Regions from separate parts of the Mus musculus genome. Here region 2 is linked to region 1. A link is a loop called in an ENCODE intact Hi-C map of the cell type or tissue named here. Cell type or tissue: left cerebral cortex. All regions are shown on one strand. Links, peaks and the distances in the headings refer to the core of each region. The heading gives the core; the rest is flanking DNA.

Region 1 (4,325 bases), core at 1,135-3,634:
CAGCACCGTGGCACTCTCAGAAGGTGTCTGGAATCCCTTTGTCGAAGTGACCTCAGCCCTTTGGCCACGCAGCATTTGAATGAAAGATGACTATTTTCTAATCTATCACCTTGCAACAGGCGGCAGCAACAGTCCTAGCAAGTACAACAGCTACCGGCAAATAATTGACTTTTAAAGACAGAGTGGCTTAATATACTGACAGCTCAGTTTGCAGGTTTCCACCTCCCAATTGCTTTCTGGGGGAAATCTCTTTACAGAGAAGTGAACGCACCAGAGAAGTTAATGGACTCATTTGTCGCCATTGTTTGCAGGGAATGAACACATTTATCTGGTTGTCTTTTTCAAAGCACACCACAAAACACCAGAATCAAAGTATCACTAGATATCGTGGTACTGACACCTCTTCTCATTGAACAGCTGAGAAAACTGAGGCTCAGAGAAGTTCAGGAATCCCCACTGAACGACAGGAGGGGAATGGCCTTGGTCTTGGGTGTATGAGACCCTGGGAAACACGTCCAGATGGCTAGAACCCAGGACTTCTGGGTGCACCAGGGAGCCAGTGGGGACCATTTCCATGTCTTGAAGCCCTGAGCTGCAGGTCCGTGGCAAGTAGGGTAATAACCCCATTTTACAGATCAGGAAACGGTTGTCTAGAAGTCCCTTGTTCGGGTCATCAGCCACTCTGGGGGTGTACCAGCCAGCTCCGGCTGCAGCAATCAAGTTCCACTGCCTAAGTGTCTGAAAACAACAGAAATTTCTCATCCCATAGTCACAGAGACCAGACTTCCAAAATCAAGGTAGCAGTAGGATAGCTCCACTCAAAGTTGCTGGGCTTGTAGATTATCCTCCTCCTCTTTGTGCCCACGTGCTCTCTTGATGCATGGCACTGTGCGCAAAGTTGCTCTTATACCGGGACATTGGATTATTTCCCTGTGCTCAGAGGTGCCGTGGGTAGGATTCCACCTTACAGACTGAGAGGGAGCTGAGACTAGACACTTGTTGTGTGAAGCCCACAAGCCTAGGTCCTCCCCTCCCCCTCCCCCTCCCCTCGCTTCTCCTCCTTTCCCCTCCCCTCCCCTCCCCTCCCCTCCTTTCCCCTCTGCAGTGCTGACTAATCTGCTCCTCGGTCGCTCTCAGCGGAGGAGTCAGGAACAGTTTCTAGTTATTCTTACAAGAAGACAGGCTACCCAACCCTCCAATGTGGGGCATTCCACCCCAGCTACAGTGGTTCCAAAAGCTGTCTCCCATAAAAAGCCAACTACAGAGAAAGCAGCTGAAACAGGCAGAGGCAGTCCACACACCTGGGTTAGGCCAAAAGATCCAAACTCAATGGAAAGGCTGTTTGTCACCCGCTAAACTGACAAAAGGCATCGATGATGACACTGTGGGTACCAGGCATCCCGCACTGTTATTGGTGGAAGCATAAATAGGTTGAGGGGTGGCTTCCTGTCTGAGTCACAAGTGCCCCTTCTGCTCCCACATTTGTACACAGACACGAGAGTCCTGCTACAGCCTAAATGCTGAGATTTAATTGCTATCATTATAGTCATGATGGGGGAGGGGGTTGAAAAGGTGACTGGGCTACCCAGGGTGCAGTTGTCACCTTGGGAGCAGAGCACTTGTTCTTCAGAATATGAAAACCCTTACCAGATATCAGTACCACACCCTTGAGCCTCCAACATGGAGGGCTGAGTAAACTCTACTGAGCACAGGCCACACAGTTTACAGGGCTGAGCTCCGTGTAGAGATGAACTAAAGGTGAGTACAAGGTTCTGCGTGGCATCTGTGGACTCAGGCTGGAGTGCAGTGATGGAGTCCGGGTCCAGCATGGGAGGGGCCTGGGCCAAATCCCCAGCACAAGGGATGGGGGTTAGGGAGAGTGGGGTTGGGAGAGAAGAGTGGAGAGAAGAGAGGGAGAAGGAAGGGAGAAATGAGAGAAAAGAGAAGGAAAGAAAAAAGAGAGAAAGAGAAAAAGAAGAGTAGGGAGAGGGAAGAAATAATGAGAAATAAGGGAGGGGGGAGGGAGAAAGAGAAATTGTGCTAAGAGTCCTACATTTTAATACAAAAATTTAAAGAACAAGAACATTATTTATGAGCCAATATATATAAAAAAAATGATGGAACCAAAAACGCAAATAAACAGTACAAACCAGTCTCACCTGCGTAAGTACCTGATCTGCATTTACATGTTTGTGAGCAGAGCCTCGGTGGCTGGTCTGACAGATAACCTGGATGAGCAAGAAGTGGATGGGGGAGGAAAGGAAGCAGAAAAAGCAAGCTTGAGTCATCTTTCTGCAGGAATTGCATTTAAAAGATTACAATTACACAGGCAATTTCTACCGCAGGCTTCTTGTGCAGCTCATTCCTCAGGCGGAGCGTGAGCCTTTTAACACTTTCACAGATAAATTCAGTTAATTCTTCTTCTCATTAATGACTCCACATTAAACCTAGGCCTTCAGAGGAGGAGGGGGAGACCACAGCAGATACAGAGCACACGTGTCCCTGTCTCCTCCCTGGGCTCTGTGCCCACCAGAGCTTAGCTGCTTCTCCCCGTTGGCAAGGACAGTTGAATCAAAGACAGAAGATGGAGAAACAGAAAAACTCTCTACCCAAAGCAAGACATGTTTGTTCATAAAGGTGTCCCTCTCCTGTCCACCAAGAAGGGCAGAATTCATCTCTGGAGGCGACTATGGACCGTCCTCAATGTGGACAGTGGTGGAAGCTCACATAACTCCTTCTGGTACTTTCTGACTAGTCATCTTAAAGCCCTTTAAGATGCCTTACTCAGGCTTTGTTGCATAGATAGGCCTGCAGGCCCAGGGATTTGAAGAGGCTGAGGAAGGAAGATCACAAATTTAAGGGCAGCTCAAGCTCCAGAGCCAGTTCAAGGCCAGACAAGGTAACAACTTAGTGGGACCTTGTCTCAAACAGAAAAGTGTAAAGAGGGTGTGTGTGTGTGGGTGCTGGGGTGGTAGTGAGGTGGTGGAGGGCGGTGGAGGGTGATGGGGGTGTTGTGGAGGTGGCTGGGGGTGGTGGTGGTATAGTGGTAGGTGGTGGGGGTGGTAGCTCAGCCAATATGGTTCTTGCAGAGTACATGAGGACCTGGGCACACACCTCAGCATCCATTCACAGAATCCTGTACAGTAGTACACACTTGTGATCCCAGCACTGAGGTGAGACCATGGAGGTACCTGGGTTTGCCCATCTAGCTTAGCCTAACCAGGTGAGCCCCAGGCCAGGAGGAGACTCCATCTCAAACAACTGTGGGCAGCATGGAAGGAGGAGCCAAGCCCGAGTTTGTTCTATTTCCATGCAAATATACACATCGCCTATCAGCCTTGGTCATGCCATTTTGAAGTCTCTCCCTTTGGGTTAAGTGATGGCAATTTCCACCACAGAAGTCAGCACTGCAGACTTGGTTTCCTGGATCCTGCCCTGCCCCTGCATCCCTCTGATGATGGCTGATCAGGAGGGATGCTTATCCATCACCGGATGTTTGCTCATTTGCTGCTCACTGTTCTTTGGTCACTCCTGCCAGTGGCCAATCTGGAACTGGAAAGGACTAATAACAGCCTCCTTCCCAGCCTCTCCACCTTCTGCCCTGTAATTACTTTAGCTTGTAAGCAGACGTCAGACCCTGATTCTTATACCGATGCACTCTGTCTTCTCCCAGATTAAAAGCCTGCATTGTATTAAGTCGTTGGTTTCCGTGTCTGTCTCTCACCACAGATAAACATGCACAAAACAAAGAAGCAAAAGCGATCAAGCAAAACCTCAAGGTTTACCCCCACTTCCTCCAGCGAGGCTCTGCCTCCTAAAGGTTCTGCATCTTATCGAAACAGCACGCCATCTGGGAACCAAATGTTCAAACACACGAACCTGTCGGGGCATTTTGCACTCCAACCACACATCCCCAGATCCAGGGCCATGCTTCTTTGCCATCCGAGTTCACAGCTACATTCCATATTTCTAGTCCTCTATAGCAAACAGACCTTTACAGAGTATGTGTTGCCTGGTTTTGTGTTAACGTGACACAAGCTACAGTCATCAGAGAGAACAGAGACTCAATTGAGAAAATGCCTCAAGATTGGGCTATAGGCAAGCTTGTAGAACATTTTCTTAATTAGTGATTGATGGAGGAGGGCCCAGCCCATTGTGGGTGGGGACATTCCTGGGCAGGTGGTCCTGGGTTCTATAAGAAAGCAGGTTGAGCAAGCCATGGGGAGGAGGCAGTAAGCAGCACCCTCCTTGGCCTCTGTGTCAGCTGCTGCCTCTGGGTCCCTGCCCTGCTTGAGCTGTTGCTTTTGATGATGAATTTTAGATGG
Region 2 (4,325 bases), core at 980-3,479, 130 kb after region 1:
AAACCTCTCGAGACCACGTGCAATAGCTCACTGCCTAAAGCCTCAGCTCTCTCAGGCAGACCTTACACACTCTCTCCTACCTATGTTTGTGGGATGACACCCCTCTGCCACCTCCATTATTCAAATCAGGAGATGTGGCATCAGCCAGAGGCTGCTTCCCAGCCCCGTCTCCCGGACATTCTCCTGCAGCCACGGTGTCCACAGGAGCTTCCCACACTGGGCGCATTCTCTTTCACCTTTGCCTTAAATACCCTATTTTTCTTCCACTTCAAACTGGTACAGCTTTTACTTACCTTTAAAACTCCAATTTGGATGTTCTCTCCTGCAGCTCGTCCGTCTATCCTGCCTTCCCTCTCCTACCCCATCTTCTCCCCTGCAGCTCATCTATACTGCCTTCCCTCTCATACCCCAGCCCCCCCCCCCATTGTGATGGTTGGGTCCAGCATTTACCACGATGCACTGGGTTCCTTTGAAGAAGGGTTTTTAAAAGTTTATCTTTTTATAACCAACTCCTTGCAAAGGGGCAAGAGCTCGGCAGAGGCAAACTGAGTTGCTGGATTGAGCGAGTCCAAGTCTCTGCCTTCCTAGCTATACCAATCCATTTTCAAAACACCTCAAGAAAATGAAGACAAGCCTTTCCCCCTTCATCACTGCATAGAAGCTTATGTGTATTCATCTACCATGCTAAAATCTTAACAAGAGAACATTAATTTGTTTGCCTGTATGTGTAGATTATGAGCAAACACCATAAATCTGCAATAACACAAGAAATGTCTCATCTCTGGACACAATATTTTCCAAGGAAGGGAGCCTGTTTGGTGGCTGGAAGAATGAAAGGATTTGAAGGGGTAAAAAAAAAAAAATCTTTTGCTGCTTGGGTTCCTGGGTTAGGGTAGCCTGGGGGACAAGGAAAGGAAGATCACCCGGTTACCTTCTCGGGAGCAGCCAGCTGCAAATGATTAACCTCCAAGGGCGTGATGAGAGGGACGGTCTGGAAACCATCCTCCACGGAAGGCGGCTTGGCCCCCTTCTCTCCAGGGTTGCTGTTCAGCTTCACCATGCTTCTGCTTTTATTCCAGACCTAAGGCAAGCAGCAGGATTCTGGTTACAGTGGGAATGTGAGGGGCTGAGGACGGTCTGAGACAGCTCAACTGCAGCAGCATTCAACCTGGCAACAGCCATCAATCTCCCACTAGATTTCCTGACATGATTCCCATTGTCCGGGGAAACTTCATTAATCATCAGAATGTGCTAACTGCTCACCGAGTTCACCAACCCTCGAATTAGGGAGCCCCTCCCAAACCCCCAAACCCCCAAACCAAAAAACCCCCAAAACCTCAGACCTTCATTTTTTTTTTAAATGAGCTTAAAAAAAATACCAAGAAACTGTGGCTAACATATCCCTAGAGCCCCACTGGCAAGATTGTTCTTAGCACAAAAGGAAACTCCATTATTCTGGGCCCCCTGCAGTAAGATACATTTCATCTCACCACCCACATCGCTATTTTGCCTTTTCTTCACCAATCTCTAAAACACAATTAAATACAGTCAATCTCTCTCTCAAGACCCCCCTCTCTCTCTCTCTCTCTCTCTCTCTCTCTCTCTCTCTCTTTTACATAATATGTAGATTGTACACGAGACCCAGGTTTCTACATCAGAAAGAGGCTGGCTTGAACCTGATCTCCTTATTCAGCCATGAAATAGCTCCATTTCCTCAATAGCCAGGGCCTTCCTTCCTTCCTTCCTTCCTTTCTTTCTTTCTTTCTTTCTTTCTTTCTTTCTTTCTTTCTTTCTTTCTTTCTTTCTTTCTTTCTTTCTTTCTTTCTTTCTTTCTTTCCTTCTTTCTTTCCTTCCTTCCTTCCTTCCTTCCTTCCTTCCTTCCTTCCTTCCTTCCTTCCTTCCTTCCTTCTTTCTTTCTTTCTTTCTTTCTTTCTTTCTTTCTTTCTTCCTTCCTTTCTTTCTTTTCATGGAAAGTTAGCAGCCCCCATATTGCAAGATTGCCAACTAAATAAACAAATCACATTATTTCCCTCCAGTTCCCTTTGAACTCAAGGATTGATTTCACCGCACCCTCAAAAGCCCTGCACAACTGAATTTCTCCTGTCAATCCGGCTGGTGGGACGTAATTAGACAAACGGAGTTGTGGGGATGACAGGGTGGTAAGGGCTGGGAGGGTGCTGGGGAGTGGTTACAACAAAAACAAATGCCTACTTACTGTGCGGCACTGGTGGGGGTCAGAGCAGAGTCAAGCCAATATGTAGAGGAGGAGGACAAACAGGAGTCCTCCCTCCTCAGCCAGAGCGTGGTGCTGAAAAAAGCAGCCCTCGCGTGCCTGGATCCGGAGCTTCTGAGAACGAGGCGCCAGCGCGCAGAGAAGATCTGGCAGCTGCCAGCCTGCTCGCCAGCTCGCGCCTCCCACCGGGGACGGCTCCCACACCACCTGTCATCTGGCACCACCTGCTGTTTCTCATGCATGGCCACAACCCCTGCATAGGACAAACGTTTTAAAGAAAAGTGGAAGGAATTTTGGTTATTCCAAAAACAGTAATGTGGCTTATAATTTTTTTTACAATAATGTAAAATGCAATTCTTGAGTCTTTGGTGGAAACTGAAAAAGCAGGCACTTTGTTTTTTGTTTTGTTTTGTTTTGTTTTAGGAGAAGGGCTCCCCTCTTGCTAAAGCTTCCCTAACAATACTGTAAAACTCAAAACACCTGCTCTGGGTTAGAAGAGAAAGTAAACTGGTAGTTACTTTCCATTTCCTGTGCTGTTACACCTTTCTGGTCTCTTTCAAGCTACTGCCCTCTTTTGTAAACTGTGGTTTCTAACAAAGACTGGGAAATGGGGTGGCTTGCACTGTGAACACACCTGCATAAACTGCAGACAGTGCATAGACTTGACCTGTCTAAGGTCACAGAACTGGAAAAGGCCAGAACTGGGACTTGATCCCTGACTCTTGTCCCCAAAATCCATATCTAGGTCAAGACGTTAAATAACATCCAGTTTGCTGACCAGAGTAAGAAGGAGTGGAGAGGCAGTGTCAGCCGGACCAAACTGGCTGGGTGGGTCTGACACATTTTCAGCCACTCCCTGAGCCTCTGCTGCCTTGCCTTTGATGGAGGATAACAGCACTTGCAGAATGAGATGGCAGGGAGTACGGGAAGAGAATGTACCCATGGAAACACATCTGACTTGTGAGAGATGCTCTGAACGCCTATTTCAACCACAGGGATGATTGAGCCCACTGCCAGTGACTTCTCCCAGCTGTGGCTCAAATCACTGTTCATCAACAGCTGCAGTACTGACTGAGTGGTTCACTTTGATTTAAAAAATATTTGTTCTGTGTGGAAAAAAAAAAATCACCCTAGCTAGTGTCTATGTGTTACAAGGCACAGAAACGCGTGTGTCTTCTGTATTGTTCGGGCATGAAATGTGTGTAAGGGTTTTTGAGACCATGAAGGCTGTCATCTATCAGCACCACACAGGGCAGTGTTAAATGGTGATGTATATGTGTGAGAGGGAAGTATTCTAAGAAATATTGGTTTTCCTTCCCCTTCTTTCCAAAGACCTAAATGACTGCCAAATTCATGCATGGCACGAGACCAGCACAGTATAGCCAGCAACCACAGGTTCAATTGTGAACATGTATATTTCAGATCCTAACGCTGCTGCCCTAAGAGTCAAAGAAATCCCCTCTGATAGTTCATGGCTGATTGACAAGGAAAAGCCACACTTTTCAAGACAGAGGTCCCTAGAGTTCACTAAGCTCCAGAAAGCAGCTTGCCTGGAGGCAAGGAGAAGTCCAGGCTTGGTGACCTGTGAGGTTAAGACCCAAGCTGGAAGGAAGGCCATGGCTGGAATGGCATGTCTAACCTTGATGGAGAACAAGGTTGAGGGGTTCCAGATAAAATAGAATAATTGGTATTTAAAAAAAAATTGAGGATTGAAAGCAAATACTATCACATCATTTGATGAGGTTTTCAATGTACGCAACATGCAAGACATCTGTGCAGCAGAGTGCGGTGGAAAGAAACCAAGATGGTGTCGGATATGGCCTTATAGACTGCTTTAAGTGATGAAGCTTTGGGTCCAAGTAATCTGTATCAATTTAAGTATGTTTTTTGCAATCTTAAGATAGCCAAAAAGATACATAGTGTGTGTGTGTGTGTGTGTGTGTGTGTAATAATCAAAATGCAATAAACATCATCTACTGTGCAGAGGGTGGGAGAGCCGGCCTCAAGGGCATGACAGCAGGAGAGCTGGCCCTGACCCTCACTGGCTGCATCACTGGGTAAGCTGGCTGGGGCAGTGCTGGAGAGTTCGCCC

What was found. Hi-C counts contacts between places; a loop is a spot of excess contacts. Peaks named below come from ENCODE experiments on the same cell type or tissue, not always from the same donor. Only the 100,000 strongest peaks of a DNase experiment are listed, where the experiment ranks them.
Region 2: a loop joins it to region 1, with 4 times the contacts of the local background. A loop is called at or near these places in 15 of 42 quality-filtered maps.

The regions. Positions count from the first base shown.
Region 1 is chr11:32,125,653-32,129,977 of GRCm38, reverse strand. Gm39676 (a long non-coding RNA gene) reads left to right here. Exons shown (of 3, transcript XR_872349.2): 2 at 2,807-2,899; 3 at 3,090-4,325. Gm51888 (a long non-coding RNA gene) reads right to left here and starts at 2,700. Exons shown (of 3, transcript XR_003949656.1): 1 at 2,160-2,700; 2 at 1,302-1,405; 3 at 1-738. In left cerebral cortex, for the core only: no CTCF peak of the experiment used is centred there; DNase peaks (open chromatin) are centred at 1,212 and 2,354; H3K27ac peaks cover 1,775 bases.
Region 2 is chr11:31,998,487-32,002,811 of GRCm38, reverse strand. It overlaps Nsg2 (neuron specific gene family member 2), which reads right to left and starts at 2,393. Exons shown (of 5, transcript NM_008741.4): 1 at 2,216-2,393; 2 at 932-1,081. The coding sequence starts at 1,060. In left cerebral cortex, for the core only: CTCF peaks have their summits at 1,473 and 2,457 (motif pointing left); DNase peaks (open chromatin) are centred at 1,075, 1,472, 2,389 and 3,084; H3K4me3 peaks cover 1,742 bases; H3K27ac peaks cover 1,807 bases.